Linked DNA regions of Mus musculus: region 1 is linked to region 2. Evidence: chromatin loops called from intact Hi-C (ENCODE). Cell type or tissue: heart. All regions are shown on one strand.

Region 1 (8,000 bases), 77 kb before region 2:
GGCACAGTTCACCATAACTTGGGTTTCTGTGGTTCATCAAGTTTGGTTATCACATATTTTTTCAAATGAAAGAGTCATTTGGCAAGAAGCTTCCAGAGGATGGTCCTGTTCTTGCCACTTGTGGTCCAGAGGTTTCTCTTTAATAGATCCTTCCCCGGTCACATAGAAGTAAGAGCATTTTTCCCTTTCTCACATACACCACAGTTTGCTTAACGTTAAGTCAGATTCCATCTCCTCATTCCACACGATCTTGAATAGCACACGTTATGGTCGGTTCCTCCGAAGAGTGTTGTTAGGATCTGAGAGGCAGAGGGGCTGGGGAGACTTGTTATAGTCCATGTGGGAGCAAGGTGAGTGGGGGTCAGAGCAGTAATGAGGATCTGTCTCCCACAGGTCCCCTTCCCCTGAACCAATCTACAACAGCGAGGGGAAGCGGCTTAACACTCGAGAGTTCCGTACCCGCAAAAAGCTTGAAGAGGAGCGGCACACCCTTATTACAGAGATGGTTGCTCTCAACCCAGACTTTAAACCACCTGCAGATTACAAGTAAGCAGAGAACACATTAAAAGGGCACACTGAGTTCATATGTGACCTGCTGGGACAATTCTGGTGTACCTACTCACCTTTTGGCCCAAATTATCCTCAATTCTCCATAGTATATACTCTCTTGATTAGTTAAAAAAAGAGCATGGATTATGTGTGCCACCTCCCAGAAATAGATGGTGATGATCTTTTCTTCCTTAGGCCTCCAGCAACACGTGTGAGCGATAAAGTAATGATCCCCCAAGACGAATATCCAGAAATCAATTTTGTGGGGCTCCTAATTGGACCCAGGTGAGTAATTACTAGTCTATGGCACCCTAGGTTTTAATTGTATTTGGGTTTGTTGTTGAATTTGGTGTGGCATTTGTTTTGGCTGGATTATGCTTAAACTCGATTTGTGTCAAGGTGTCCGTCCCACCACACACACTGTTTTCTGTGAATTAAAATCCTGAGATGTTAGAGCTGACCTTAGGGTACAGAGTCCTTGACTAGGTGATCCCACGTGCTGCATTTTGCAGTTTCCCACTAATGCCTACTCAGCCCAGCCTTTTTACTGAAGTAGAGGAGTTTGCACAGGTTGTGTAAACAGTCTTTTCTGCCTTTGATAGAGGGAACACCCTGAAGAACATTGAGAAGGAATGCAACGCCAAGATCATGATTCGGGGGAAAGGATCAGTGAAAGAAGGGAAAGTTGGGCGTAAAGATGGTCAGATGTTGCCAGGCGAAGATGAGCCTCTTCATGCTCTAGTCACTGCCAATACGATGGAGAATGTCAAAAAGGCAGTAGAACAGGTGTGTGCTGAGCCCAGGAGGGGGCTTCTTGCTGGAAACCTAGGTGATGGCCCTAAGTACTTTGACAACTAACTGCTGCTGCATCTTAATAGATCAGAAACATCCTGAAGCAGGGTATTGAGACCCCAGAGGACCAGAACGATCTACGGAAAATGCAGCTTCGAGAGTTGGCTCGCTTGAATGGCACTCTACGGGAAGATGATAATAGGTTAGTGATAATGTTGAGAAGAATGCATAGAAATTTGAACCTTTTTGAAGTGGGACAGTGGTCTCTACAGGTGTTTGAATTGATTTCTCCCATCTCAACAGGATCTTAAGGCCCTGGCAGAGCTCAGAGACGCGCAGCATTACCAATACTACTGTGTGTACCAAGTGTGGAGGGGCTGGTCACATTGCTTCTGATTGCAAATTTCAGAGGTGAGGCCTGGCTGTTGAAGTGGCTCTCCAGCAGCCACTGGTATTCAGGATCTTTGTTTTTATAATGACTCACGCATGGTTCATCTCATGCACCAGAGCAGCATCCTTTGTGGATCTGGGTGATGTGAGTTAAGGCTCAAGAAGACTACAAATGTGTAATGCCTCCTGGTATTGTCTTTTGTTGTCTTGTCCAAAAACTTATGCTCTGACTATAAATGTTTCCATTGGGTGTGTTATTAATTTACCTTAACTGCTTAAGTTTAAGACTAAGATTTTTTTTTTTCCCATAAGGTCCTTTTAATAGTTAAATTATTTTCTCTCAAACAGGGAAGATACTATAGTTATATTCATTTGAGTGTTTTGCCTATGCCTACATGTACTTCTGTATTTTGCATGCCTGGTTCCTATGGAGGTTAGAAGAGGGCTTTAGATCGCCTAGACCTGGAGTTACAGATGATTGTGAGCTGCCATGTGGGCACGGGGAACTGAACCCATATTCTTTGTATGAATAATAAGTGCTCTTAACTGCTGAGTCATCTCTTCAGCCCCATAGAGATAGGATTGATAGAACGGGAGAGATGAGGATGGGGCTGGAGAGACGGCTCAGTGGTTAAGAGCACTTGACTGCTTTTCCAGAGGTTCTGAGTTCAATTCCCATCATCCACATGGCGGCTCACAACCATCTGAAATGGGATCTGATGCCCTCTGAAGACAGCTATAGTATACATAAAAATAAAAAAAAAGAGAGAGATGAGGGTCTTGTACGGTGGTTGGTTGCTGGAATCTGTAATCCAGAGCCTCTTTTGTGACTGGCAGTGGTTAAAAATAGACACAAAATGGACATTGGATAACTGTTTCCAGTAAAGGATTAGAAAGGGGGTCACATTTGACTGAATGCTCTGTTGGTATTTTCTTCTCCTTACTTTGTGTTTCTGACCCTACTTTAGGCCTGGCGACCCTCAGTCAGCTCAGGATAAAGCACGGATGGATAAAGAATATTTGTCCCTTATGGCTGAGCTAGGGGAAGCTCCTGTCCCTGCATCTGTGGGCTCTACCTCTGGGCCTGCCACCACGCCCCTGGCTAGTGCACCAAGACCTGCTGCTCCTGCCAGCAACCCACCACCACCGGTGAGCCCTGGGACAGTTTTCTGGTCTAGCTCCCCTGTTCTCTTCTGCAGAGATAAGGAGCTATGGCCAAGGATTTGGGGTAAAGCTTAGAGGTGGATATAGCTGGCAACATTGTTTTTCTGGGATGTCTGGCCTCTGTAGGGTCACTTTGGGAGGACCCTGTCCGTGTGTCCTTGGTCCTCTGACATAGTCAGAAGAACAATGTTGCCACCAGGGGGCGCAGGCGCGGACATTGGCAGGAAATGCTCTCACGTAGTCTCTCATGTCTACAACTCAGAGCCGCCCACCCTGGATGAATTCTGGTCCTTCAGAGAATCGGCCCTACCATGGCATGCATGGAGGTGGTCCTGGTGGTCCTGGAGGTGGCCCCCACAGCTTCCCACACCCATTACCCAGCCTGACAGGTGGGCATGGTGGGCATCCCATGCAGCACAACCCAAATGGACCACCACCACCTTGGATGCAGCCACCACCACCACCGATGAACCAGGGCCCCCACCCACCTGGGCACCATGGCCCTCCTCCAATGGGTAAGTAAGTGTCAGACCAGAAACCTTGGGGCTTGGGAGGGGAGATAGGGTCACCCCAAGTAGTGAGCTGTGAGCTGCAACAGCAGTTTGGCTAGCTAGTACTCTGAATCTAGCTAGTACTCTGAATCTTGCTGAGGTCTAGGCTCATGGAGGATCTGTGCGGGGAGACCCATGAACTTTTGGGTCAAAAAGCTGAGAAAGCTATGGTGTTTTGCCTGGCCAGTTCAAATGTCCTGCTAAGTCCCTGCTCTTTCCTTCCATCAAGATCAGTACCTGGGAAGTACGCCTGTGGGCTCTGGGGTCTATCGCCTGCATCAAGGAAAAGGTAATGCTGCTTACTCTCTTGGGATCTCTGTCTAGGACTGGGAGCAAATGGGGCTTCTAGCCCAGGACCCTGCTCTCTAAAGCCCAGGACCCTGGTCTTACTGCCTGCAGGTATGATGCCGCCGCCGCCTATGGGCATGATGCCGCCGCCTCCGCCACCTCCCAGTGGGCAGCCCCCGCCTCCTCCCTCTGGTCCTCTTCCTCCATGGCAGCAGCAGCAGCAGCAGCCTCCGCCACCCCCTCCGCCCAGCAGCAGTATGGCTTCCAGCACCCCCTTGCCATGGCAGCAAAGTGAGTGGAATATTTTGGGCTTGTGGGGGTGGGTGGGATGTGGGCTAGGGCTGAGGGGAACAAGAACCTCATAATTTCACACAGGCTGGAGACACCTTCATTGAGGACTCTGGTCTCTCAGCAAGGGCAGTGGGGTTGAAAGCCAGGCTGCCTGGCCCAAGGGAATGTCTTGGGGAGGAGAGCTGATGTTTGGCGTGGTTGTGTTTGGGAGAGACTTGGGAGGTCTGGAGGGGAGCTTGCTGTTGTAGATAGAGCACCAGAAGTCCAGGCTAAGCTGCTGAATGAGCTGCTGGTTCGGCCATGCCTTGTGAGCGGAGTCAAGAGTGGGATGGTGCATGCATGTTCTGGAGGGGGTTGTGATTGGGCCTGAGAGACTGCAGAAAAAAGGGAAGGGGCCGATGGGGAGAGAGTAGTTGTGGGCTTGAGGTTGAATGTGCCGTTCGGTGGTGGCGGCGGCTGGGCGGAGGGACGTCAAAGCCGGTTCTTGTGTCTGGAACTTTCCCCTGAGCCCCTCCAGGGGCATTGGTGACAAAGGGCTTACTTTGTTAAGCCCAGAGACCATGAGGCTGACCCCAGGGTAGTCCTGCCCACCCCTCCACTCCCATCACCAGGACAGCCCCGCCCGCCCGCCCCCCACCACCGTACAGCATGCCAAAGCAAGGAGCAGGCGCCCCTCGTCCCCCCTGTCCCAAGGCAGCAGCCGCAGAGAGCCGCGGTGTACCCCCGCGCGTGTGACCTTGGGCTTCTTTACTACCCCAGATACGACGACTACCACCACGAGCGCTGGCACAGGGTCCATCCCGCCATGGCAACAGCAGCAGGCGGCTGCCGCAGCTTCTCCAGGAACCCCTCAGATGCAAGGCAACCCCACTATGGTGCCCCTGCCCCCCGGGGTCCAGCCGCCTCTGCCGCCCGGGGCCCCTCCCCCTCCGCCGCCTCCGCCACCTGGTTCCGCCGGCATGATGTATGCCCCACCCCCTCCTCCTCCGCCTCCCATGGACCCTTCTAACTTTGTCACCATGATGGGCATGGGGGTGGCGGGCATGCCGCCCTTCGGGATGCCTCCAGCTCCCCCACCGCCTCCACCACAGAACTAGACTTGTTTTTTTTTTTTTAAGAAAATATATATTATATACATAGAGAGTTGGTCTCTTATAAACACACGCCGAACCTCACCATATGGAGCCAGACATTGGGATGCACGCATGTGATTGTGTGTGCACGCATGTGTGTGTGTGCACGCACTGGGCTGGGCCAAGTGACTGGACTCGCTTGGGAAACGGGCAGTGGTAGTGGGGCGCCAGCTTGAGCTTTCCTGGCACCTGTAGCATCGAGTGTCTTCTTTGTCTTCTCTCCTCACCCAACTCCCTCTGCCTCTCCCCAAACCGGGCCGCCAGGATCCCTCCCCGCGGCAGCGATGGCCCGAGCCATGAGAGTGAGGACTTTCCGCGCCCATTGGTGACCCTTCCAGGCAGACAGCCTCAGCAGCGCCCCTGGTGGACAGGATGGTTCGGCAAAGCAGCCTGAGTTATTTTTGTGGACGGAATCGGAACACACTGGCTCCATATTGTGAAATTTTTATTAATTTTTATCTTTTTCCTTTGTTATTTCCTTATCTTTTCCTTTCTTCAGACTCCGTCCAAGGAGATGCTCTCCCCGGTCTTCTGCTGCAGATAGGATCCTTCCCTTGTCTCCATTCCTCTCCTCCCAAAGGGAGAGGGGCAAATGGTTTAGGTACAGGCTTTGGCTATTAATGTCAGGCTTGGTGGTGGGAGTGGGGGGTCCTATGGTTCTAATTGTTGAAGGGCTTCAGCCACATTCAAAATAAGTAGGTGGTTTATCTTTGACATCTTTTAAAGAGTCTGGATAAATCTGACTCGTTGCTCAATAGGGTTTATTTGGCAGTGGGATTCACATCTTCCTGCACTCCTGCCAGCAGTACAGGGCACAGCCCAAGCCACCATAGGCCAGCCTGGAGTCTTTTTCATGCTCTGGTCACCCAAGCTGCCTCAGAACCCATTTGCTTCTCTCCTTCCTGGAAAGCTTCCCTTTATGTTTTATTTTGACCCCAGATGTCCAGATGTTTTGCAGTGTCTGGGGCTTGTGTCCCTTGTTCTTCGTTCTGCTGCTTTGCCCCTTCCTTCCCTCTTCATGGAGTGATTATGTTGATAATAATGTGTAATGCGCGTTCTTTTCACTGGTTTATCTACAGAAATTTCTCTGGGCCTTTTTTTCTGTGTTTGATTCAACACTGCACTAAGGGGGAAATGTTCCATTGAATAAAAGAGCAGTGTGGTTTTCCGGGTCCGTTTCTTTTCTTTTAAAACCTTTTTCCTGACCATCAGCACCAAGTTTTACCTACCTACCCTGGCCCCAGCTCCTGCATGTGAATGGCTTCAGCCCCTCACTTTTTCTAGTTTCTAGTTGATAGAACTGAAAAGCAGGCTCACTCCACATTTCAGGAGTCTTTGTCATTGTGACAGCCTTTTCCTGGGGCTCCGACCCCCACCCACATTGATGAGCTCTAGATAGGATTTGTGTCTCCTAGCTGCTGCCCGACTTAAGGACCTGGACCTGGGGAGGCATCAGCACTAAAGGTCACGCTAACTAATCCTGCTTGTCGGGCACAGAGCTGCTAAAATTAAAACTGCCAAGTGGCTTTTTTTCTTTCTCTGCTGGTGGCTCTCAGCCTGCCAGGACTGCAGGTCTAGGGGAGTAGTAGGGACAAAACGTGGTGCCCTGTGCTGAGTGGCCACGTCTACAGAGTCTTCTGCAGTTCTCCTGTTTAGGGTACTAGGAAAATCACCCCTTGTGTCTTTGTGAGAGCCACGTCTTTGGCAGCTCATACAGCTGCTGCTGCTTTGTCTAGAGGCTTGAGGGCAGTTGCTGTCTACCCTTAGGCTTCCTAACCAAGCCCTCAACTAGAGGTTTTCCCTATTGTCTTTAACCTTACAGTGTGGGGGCAGGGCCTGGCCACCCTCTTCGACCTTGGCTTTACCTCATTGCTTCCCTCACAATCTTGGTTTCCCTGGTGGGCTCATTGGGCGGTTAATTAGCTCTTTGAAGCTCTGGAAGCGGCAAAGTGGCGCTGTGTGGGTTTTAGAAGTAAAATCAATAAATGACTTAACCATGGCTCAGCCATCCTCTGGTCTTGCCCTCCTCCCTGTGCAGTGTGCTCTTAATGGCCCCTCTCTCACCCTGCTGCCAGCCTTTGTTAAGAGTTTCCAAGAGCAAGTTTGAAGGCCCAGCTACAACAAGCACCTGTGCATAGTGTCAGTATTTAGGAGGTGGGAAATATCCATTTGGCCTACATGCCAACTTAGGTAGGAAACACAGTCCTATTGTGTCAGGGTTATGTTTCATTAGACACCAGTGTTTGATGCTGGCAGCAGTATCCCTATCTCCTCAGACCTTGGCAAGGGACATGCTAAGTAGAAACAGCATGGGGTCTCTGTTTATTTCTAAGACTAAGACAATTACTTAGCAGAAACTCAACATTGGTTCAGGTCGGGAGGCCAGGTTTCTAATTAGAAACTTAGACATAACTTCAGCTTGGTCTGGGTTGGATGTATTTCCAGGGATCTAGGAAGTATCCATATCCCTGAGTAAAGGAAGGGAAGGGGCAGGAGTGGTGAGAGGAGTATGTTTGAGACTGGGGGTCTTATGCTGAGACAGGGTGTGTAGAATAGAGGAAGTGGGAACCCTGCTATGGAGGTTACAGAAAGTCCCTGGATAAAGTCCGTGACAAGCATGTGTAGCCCTTTGACTTGGCAGGGCTGTTTAGTCTTTGGCTTTGTAACATTATGTGTGTGTTGGGCCATATTTACAGCCCTCTCTCTTGCTGTTGGTTGCAGGTTGGATTAAAGGAGTTGGGGGGCTGGAAAGATGGCTCAGTCTTCAAGGGCACTGTCTGTTCCCAGCGTTGTGCCTCATAGCCATCTATAGTGTGATCTGATACCCTATTCTGGTGTGTAG
Region 2 (8,000 bases):
TATGCAGACCCCTGGTGTGTGTGCGCGTGCACATGTGTATGCATGTGTGTGTACATGTGTGTGTGTGTGCATGTGTGTGTGTGTGTGTGTGTGTGTGTGCATGTGATGGCTGGCGTCCCCTTGCCCACTCAATCCCACTCTAACGGGACACTCTCTCTCTCTCCAGGTGGCTCTGATTTTTGTGTTGTGTTTTATTTTCTCCTCCATCCGAATTGTTTTTTTCTCGTTGACCGTTTTTTTTTTTTTTCTCCACCTCCTGGAAGAAAAAAAAAAAAGAAAAGAAAAAAAGAAAAAAGGAAAAAGGAAAAGGGAAAGGCCGCTTCGCGCCGCCCCGCGCCATGCTGCTTCCCTTTCCTTTTCCTTTTCTCTTTTTTTTTTCCGGCAAGAAGAAAAAAAAATAAGAAACCAAAAAATTCTCTCCCCTCCCCTGCAGCAACGCCCACCTGCCCGCCTCCTCTGGCTCACACCTCTCGCCCACCCTCTGACACCCCTTCCCCTCCCTCTACCCTCTGTTTCTGCATCGGGCCCCTTCCCTCAGCTGCTGGGCTGGGGGCTCTCCCCCGATGTCTGTCACAAGTTAACAGGGTTTTAAATTGTGGCAGCAGCAACTTCCCCTCCCTTCTCTCTGGCGGATTTCATGACTCGTGTTTCTTTGTTTCTTTCCTCTTCTCTTTCTTTCTTTTCTTCTTTTCTTTCTTTCTCTTCTTCCCCTTTCCAAGGTCCGGCTCACCTGACGTTAAACAGCGAAGGTATGGTTTGAAGTTTTGGTTTCGTTTGGATTGGACTGGATTGCCCCAGACTGTGCCTGGCTTTTCTGTTCTCTCCCCCAACCCCTTCTCCTTCACCCCTCCTGCCTCCCTCCTTCCTTCCCTTCCCTTTCCCTTGGCCATTTCTTTATTTGTATGGGGGTGCCTGGCAGGGGTGGGGCTGGCCCTCTCCGTCCCCCTCCCCCCCCCACGGGTCCACCGTCCACCCTCACGTCACCTTGGTTTCTGATGTCAGATGTACACTCTCCTGCCGTTGTCTCCAGTCTCCTTGCATTTGTTTTCTCTCCATCTTCCTCGTGGTACATCTTGCTTTCTCTTTCTCATGCCGGTGTTTGATTTGCATCCACTCATTCTGCTCACTCTCTCTTTTCTATGAATGCGAGTAAAAAAGAGAAGGGCCTTCCTGGGCTGCAGAAAGGATTTGAGGCAACACATTCCTCTCCCCTGGCTGCTGTGGAAGATACCCCATTTAATCCCTGTCCCTAGAATGGGTTGGAAAGGGAAACTATGGGGCTGGAGGTGTAGGATCCTCCCTCCCCACAATTCCTCGCTCTCTGCCTTCCCTCCATTATCTTTTGAGTCTCTTATCGCTATCTGACAGTCGACCATATACCAGAGAGACAAATGACTGGCTATTGTGATTACAGAACCTCACCAGGAGGCATGACAGCCCCACCAGGTGGCATGATAGCCCTACTAAGTGGCTAGACTCTAATTTGTCCTTTAGCTTGCACCTACCCTTGGCAAAGTTCCTCCCACCAGTCAAAACCCCAGTCTTGGGGGCCGAGGCATAGCTAAGCAGTAGATTGTTGTCTTTGCATACTCGAGGCTCTGGGATCTAATCTAAGTATTGCAAGGGTAGAGGATACCTGGCATTAACCAACCTGGAGGGGAACCCAGGAGTTCTGACTGGTCCCCTCCAGCTGTGACCCCCTGCCATCCCTGTATCCACCTCTATTAGCACCCTTGGCGGCTCTGCTGTACCTGCCCAAGAGACAGGCCTGTGTATTTAACCGAGAGACGGTGGGACCACGTCTAGGCTGCAACAGAGTTTTGCCAAGATATGAAATTTGGGATGGATTTAGGTCTGATGAATATGGGCCTGGAATTTGTGGAGGCATGGGAAATTATGGCCAGAGGAAAGCAGGAGGAAGCCCATACAGGAAGTTAGGAGAAGGGTCCTGGCTGACTCCCTCACATCCTTCTTTCCTCTAAGGCCTTGGTTGGGGGAGGGCTGGCTGTGGCTCACCTCATACACTGAGGATGTTTGCTCGAAGGGTCCCAGAGATGCCTCCCCTCACATGAAAGCTTCTGCAGCTCAGATGTTTGTTTAGTTTTAGTTCTGGGAGCTGGGGACTGGAGTTGGAGGAAGAGCCCAGAAAGAAACTTCCCCTTTTATTCCTGAATTCTCCTCATCCTGTGGGTCTAGCGGTAGGGCTGGTTGCCTGGGAGCCAGGCTCCAGAGAGCACCTGTTCAGTGGTAAGGGTGGGTTAAGCTCAAGCCAGCGTGGAGCCCAGACATGGCAACCTGTGCCTCTGGGGGTGCTGGAGCTGGGCCCTGTGTGGTGAGCCAGGGAATGGGGCTGAGAACTGGTGTCTGAGGAAGATTTGCTTGTATATCCCCCCGAGCCCCGCCTAGCCGGGACCTCCTTGGATGAGCACAGCCCTTCTTCGAGTGTGGTGGAAGGACAGACCGGGGAAGCCCCAGAGTTTAGGTGGAGGCCATCAGAGCTCCCACTGCAGTGACCGAAGCAGTGACAGGTGGCCCATGAGAGGACAGTCCCTGAACAGGAGGGCTTTGTACCTGGATTGAAGTATAGCACGGGTGTAAGCCAGGCAGAAGCAGGTTGACAAGATTATTCTCTAACCAGCAGGAGATGTGAGCAGAGCCCAGGGAGGGAGGAGCATGAGCCCCAGGGATGTGGCAGTGGCCCCACAGGGTGCTCAGGACCTTGGTCGGTCTCCAGGACTGCCCTTCTCCCCTGACTTGGTCTCTTCACCCTAGACTGACTCATTCCTCACCTGAGGCTGGTGGCCTTTGGATTGTCACATGGCTCCTTCTCCAGAGACCCTGAAAGCCAGGGAATCCCCAGAGAAGCTCTCCTCCCTTGCCCATGCCTGCAAGCAGCACCTTTGTCCTGGATAGGGCCTCTGTCACCTCAAGAGACTGGGATGGGACTGGCTGCAAAGCCCCTGTGCCTGACTCCCCAATTCTGCTTCTCCAGTAGGGTCCTTACTGTTCTCCGAGGGGGGGGCCGGGAGAGGAGGAGCCGGCGATGTGCACCAGCCGACAAAAGGTTAGTGATCCCACGGTCCCCAGATAGCCCAGCCCTTGCCCTGCTGTAGGCTAACTGCATTCTAGAGGCAGAGGTGTCTTCACAGGTGCATGGCACCCTCCTGTGACTTGCCTCCAGGCCTGCAGTAGGTCTGCTTCCCACTGCCATTCCCAGGGGCACTGGTCCATGCCCTACTGTGAAGGACCACAACCTCCATCTCGTCCCCAGAGCTTAGCTGTCCTGATGACCTTCCAGAACACAGATGCTTGTTTCTATGGCAGCGGTCAGGCCCATCTCTAGAAAGGGTTGCTGTGGTGGAGGTGACAGGGTACCATCCTATTCCAAGAGCCTGCTAGGTGCCTTGCCTGGGGGAAACTACTAGCATCTGTGATCTCTGTGTGTCACCTATATTGTCCCAGTGAACCATGACGACATTTAGTGGCAGGCATCATTGCTTTGGTAGGTGGGGAAACTGTCAAGCCAGAGGCCAGCACAAGGCCCCTTAGTGTCTTAGAACACTGGGAGTCCAGCTCACTTGTTAGGCCAGAGGCAACCTCTCTCAGGGCTCTTTGCTGAGAAAAGTACAGGCCACCCTGACAACTCTCAAAGCTCTGTATCCAAGCCAAAGCCACATGATGTCACCTCCACCCTCCGACTAGTGCCCTACTGTCCGTCTGGGTTTGCACTGTCCCAAGACCTGCTCCGGCTCCTCGCTGTCTCTTAGAGCCAGGTTGTGAGAAAAGCAGCCATTCTGTCTTTGTGGGCTATCTCCCTGAACTCCTGGGCCAGCCTGGACACTCCTGGGTGCCCCTTTGTCTGCATCCCCTTAGGATCAGTCATACCACATCCTGCCTCTCTCTGCTGCCCATTCTGGTCCTGAGCTCCCCGAGGACAGGATTTTCATTGTCTCTCTACGTTCTGCACAGCTCTTGACATATATGTAGGCATGAGCTCAGCACATTTAATTAATTAATTACTAATTTTGATAGGGTCTCACTGTGTAGTTTTGGCTGTCCTGGAACTCACTGTGTAGACCGGGTTGCCCTTGAACTCACAGAAATACATCAGCCTCTGTGTTCTGGGTGTTGGGATTACGGGTGTGCACCACCACATGTGGCTCACAATTATTTAAAGTGAGTGAGTGGTCACTGTTCCCAGCGTCTTCCTGACTGTGGTCCGGGTAAGAGCACAGGAACTGCAGGCTTTGTTCAGAAGAGTTAACTTATTTATTCACCGATGGAGGGGTGAGCATGCGTGCCTTCACATCCAGGGGCAGAGTCACTTACGACTGGATTATGGGCTGTCATGTTCAGCGTCTCTCTAGATTCCTGCAGCGCCCGGGGAGGTAGGCTGACAGGAGGAGGAGAGAGGAGAGAGCTGGGCTTAGCGCTCTGTGGCCTGGCCGAGGCCATAGAGCTAGTTGGTAGAGCCAGCTCCAGCACCCAGGGCTTCTCTCTCACATTGCATTTCCTCCCGAGGGAGCTGTACAAGATGTCCTAGGCAGTTCCTAGGCAGTAAGTGCCAAATGAGCAGAACACACAGCTGTAGATCCCCAGAGCCAGGAGGGTCAGAGCGGCTGGAGAGCTTCCCAGAGGAGGCCTTGGAGCTGGTCTGCAAAGGGGGCAGCTGTTGCCTCCCTTTCACGGCACCTAGAAACCCTCTCAGTCCTTGGCCACATTCAGCTTTGTTAGGCACACTTGTGAAGCCACAGATTCCCTGATGGAGAAGCAAACAAGTATTGGCAGTGACTCCCTTTCTACACTAGGAGCTCTTAAGAGTTGTGGTTTCTCACGTGCTGATGGGAGTTGTAGTTCCTGACTGTGGCCTGGCCACTGTGGGTGATGGAGGAAAGCGCCCCCTGCCTGGCGCTTCAGGATTTGAGCATCTCAGATCCAGCTAGGGCTCCAAGAAGCTCCCAGGGCCACATCACATTACACTGCACATTCTGATCCCTGGAGTAACAGTCTCCATGAGGGTCCACCTTTGCTTCTCTCTCTCTCTCTTCTCTCTTCTCTCTTCTCTCTTCTCTCTTCTCTCTTCTCTCTTCTCTCTCTCCCCTCATCTTCAATTTTCTTGCTACCATTGCCCACCTGCCTACCATGCCTCTTCCCTCTTCTTAAATGAGTTCAGGCTCCCCCAGACCTTAGAAATCTCTTTCCCTTTCTAGGTCAGGAGGACTGAGGTCCAGTCAGCTCAGGCTTTGCGGCATAGCTGGCTTTGCCTCCTCCCCTGGGTCCACCTGAGGAGTCCGGGAACGGCCTCATTTCTGTTCTGCGCCTTGGCAGCCACAGTCCAGCCTCAGCCCTGCCTCTCCTTTTTTTTTTTTCCCCTGACTTCTTTTGTTTGGTCCCAATCACTTTTTCAGGTGGCTGCCGTATTTTCCTCTCCTTCTGTCTGTGTCTCAGCGATGTTATTTGCTTTGACCGCAGTGAAGGTGAGGGAGTGGGAGGGGAGGTCTGACCTCTGGGCGGGTTTAACAGTATGGGTGGTGAAGCCAAGGTCAAATGCATTCCTGTTTCTGGTCCTTGAGCCCCCTGGCTCTGTCAGTGTCTGAGCAGCAGGCCTGGTTGCTATGGAAACAATAAAGCTCCAGAAAGCCTTGGCTTCAGTTCCCCAGAGGTCCCTGTCCCCTTTCTATGCTGGCTGGCCCTCCTCCTTACCTGTCCCCTCAGGGTTCCCTCCTGTTCTTTATCAATAGGGTTCCATGTGACCGCTCCTTCCCTTACAGCCAGTCTCCATTTCTCTCCTGTCCCACTGAGGGTCCATCTTTGTCCCCTTCTACACTGAGCTCCTCACATCACCGTTAAATATGTCCTTGTCTCTGCTGGTCACCTCACCTTCGCTTAGGGTCCCCCGCACAGAGGGAGGGATTCAGATGGTCCCAATGTGGCCCGTGCCCTGCCCCCTCAGCTTGCTGCCCTGTGGCCTCAGGACAGAAGGCCTTGCCAGCTGCAGTGAGGGCTATGCCAGGCACTGGGGCAGCAGCTGGTGCCTTGGCATCCGGATGCAGCGGGGCAGTGTGGGCAGCCTGCCTGGAGGGAGAGAGGCAGGCTTGTGTGCTGGAGAAGAGGTCTGCAGAATCTGCAATGAGATCCCCGTGCTGGCCCGTGGGTCTGTTCCTAGGGGAGGACAGGTGTCTCACAGTGGTCCTCTGTGCCCATCTCTCAGTGCCTACCCTTCCTTCCCTGGTCCTTGAGAACATCTCCGGAGAAGCTCAGAGAGTTCAGTCTCTGCCTGGAGACCCTCACGACAAACACAGTCCTGTTTGCCCCTTACCCGTCTAGGGAGGCTGCAGGATCAGTATTTACTTATAGCGGACAGAAGTCACTGCCTGGGTGCAGGCCACCGCTCTCTTTGGTTTGGAATCTGGTTTTCTGCCTGGGCTTGTGCTCTGGTGTGTGAAATTGAGAGACTGGACCCCAACTCTCTATTTTTAGTCATGGTCTTCCTATTTGTCATCCACTTGTAGACCCCCCCCCCCAATCTTTATGGCCCTTCCATGAGTTGTGGCTTCCCCCACTAAAGACTGCCAGTAAAAATGGAACTTGAACTGGTTGCTGTGTCCATGCGTACACGTGCATAAACATATACGCTCACACATGTACACAGAGGTCATGTACACCCACGAGCATGCACACACGAAAGCCAGGCCCTCCCCTGCCGCTCACCGGGCAGTGTGGCTGTCTCAGGTTAGAGGAGGAAGTTGGGAGATGAGGGAGAGCTGGCATGAGCTCCCAGGTGAATGTGGCAGAGTGGCTGTCACCTGGTGCATATCCCTGTCCCTTGCAGTGCCTCCCCACATGCCTTAGTCCTGTCCCTCTGCACTCCATGGCTTTCCAATCTTCTCATCTGTGCAGGGCTAGACAGCTTACTCACTGGTTTCATCTCTTATGGGAAGGCCTGAGAGTACCCCTGTCACTGGGTACTGAGGACAGCTGTTACCAAAGAGGAAGTGAGAGGAGAGGTGGGCAGCTCAGGAGACACTTGGTGCTGCAGTCCTAGAGAGGCATCCCAGGGAGAAGCCTGGCAGAGCCTCTTATTTCTCCCTCACATGCCTTTGTTCCGGGGTGGCAGAGGTTGAGAGGATTGGTAGGGAGGAGACGGCGAAGCCTGTGGCTTTGTCTGGCCCTGTGGCAGCTTAATTGTCAGCTGTCAGTGTGAGAGCCACTTAGCAGCCTCCTGCTTTGGAAATGGACCTGGGGGAAGTTGACTTTTGGTAGCAAAGGCAGCAGGGTCCAGGATGACAGCATGTAGGAGGGGAAGAGGGCCTAAGTTTAGAGTTGGGACCACAGGACTCCAGTGTCCAGGACCCATGCTTAGGTCGCTGGAAGTGAACGGGGAGGCTCTGGCATACCCCACCCACTCAGCCTTCTCCCGTTTTCCCAAACCATGGCGTCCAGGCAAGGAGGAATTTGTGGCAACCTTCAAGGGCAATGAGTTCTTCTGCTACGACCTGTCCCACAACCCGATCCAGAGCAGCACTGACGAGATCACACTGGCCTTCCGCACCCTGCAGCGCAACGGGCTGATGCTGCACACGGGGAAGTCGGCTGACTACGTCAACCTGTCCCTCAAGTCTGGGGCTGTCTGGCTGGTCATCAACCTAGGCTCAGGTGCCTTCGAGGCCCTCGTGGAACCCGTCAATGGCAAGTTCAACGACAACGCCTGGCACGACGTCCGGGTTACCCGAAACCTGCGCCAGGTAGGGGGAGCAGGGAGAAGGCCAGGGGTCAGCTTCGTCTGGGGCAGGACATACATGGAGGACAGAGGCATGTCTTGGGTTGGGGTGGGAGAGAGCAGGGCTGGGCAGTAAGGTGTGATTGGGGCAGTACAACCTGAGGTGTGAACTCAGCTATGTGACAGGCTTCTGAGACCTTATCAACCAGGGGTTGAGCTAGGAGGAGGCTCCAGAGCTGCCCTTGAGCAGAAGCCTGAGACCAGGAGTAGGGTTGCGCTG

Evidence for each region. Peaks named below come from ENCODE experiments on the same cell type or tissue, not always from the same donor. Only the 100,000 strongest peaks of a DNase experiment are listed, where the experiment ranks them.
Region 1: a loop joins it to region 2, with 7 times the contacts of the local background. A loop is called at or near these places in 5 of 42 quality-filtered maps.

Annotation. Positions count from the first base shown.
Region 1 is chr19:6,370,874-6,378,873 of GRCm38, forward strand. It overlaps Sf1 (splicing factor 1), which reads left to right. Exons shown (of 13, transcript NM_001110791.1): 4 at 394-546; 5 at 745-834; 6 at 1,152-1,335; 7 at 1,428-1,543; 8 at 1,645-1,752; 9 at 2,700-2,880; 10 at 3,137-3,410; 11 at 3,676-3,735; 12 at 3,846-4,025; 13 at 4,785-7,165. The coding sequence ends at 5,122. Among named protein-coding and RNA genes, the nearest start is that of Pygm, 9.5 kb to the right of the region's middle. In heart, CTCF peaks have their summits at 3,089 (motif pointing right) and 5,534; DNase peaks (open chromatin) are centred at 3,328, 3,898, 5,098, 6,648 and 3 weaker places; H3K27ac peaks cover 410 bases.
Region 2 is chr19:6,447,536-6,455,535 of GRCm38, forward strand. It overlaps Nrxn2 (neurexin II), which reads left to right. Exons shown (of 23, transcript NM_001205234.2): 4 at 720-749; 5 at 2,993-3,064; 6 at 7,444-7,745. Among named protein-coding and RNA genes, the nearest start is that of Gm14965, 33 kb to the left of the region's middle. In heart, a CTCF peak has its summit at 4,894; DNase peaks (open chromatin) are centred at 4,556 and 4,856; H3K4me3 peaks cover 1,096 bases; H3K27ac peaks cover 555 bases; H3K27me3 peaks cover 5,232 bases.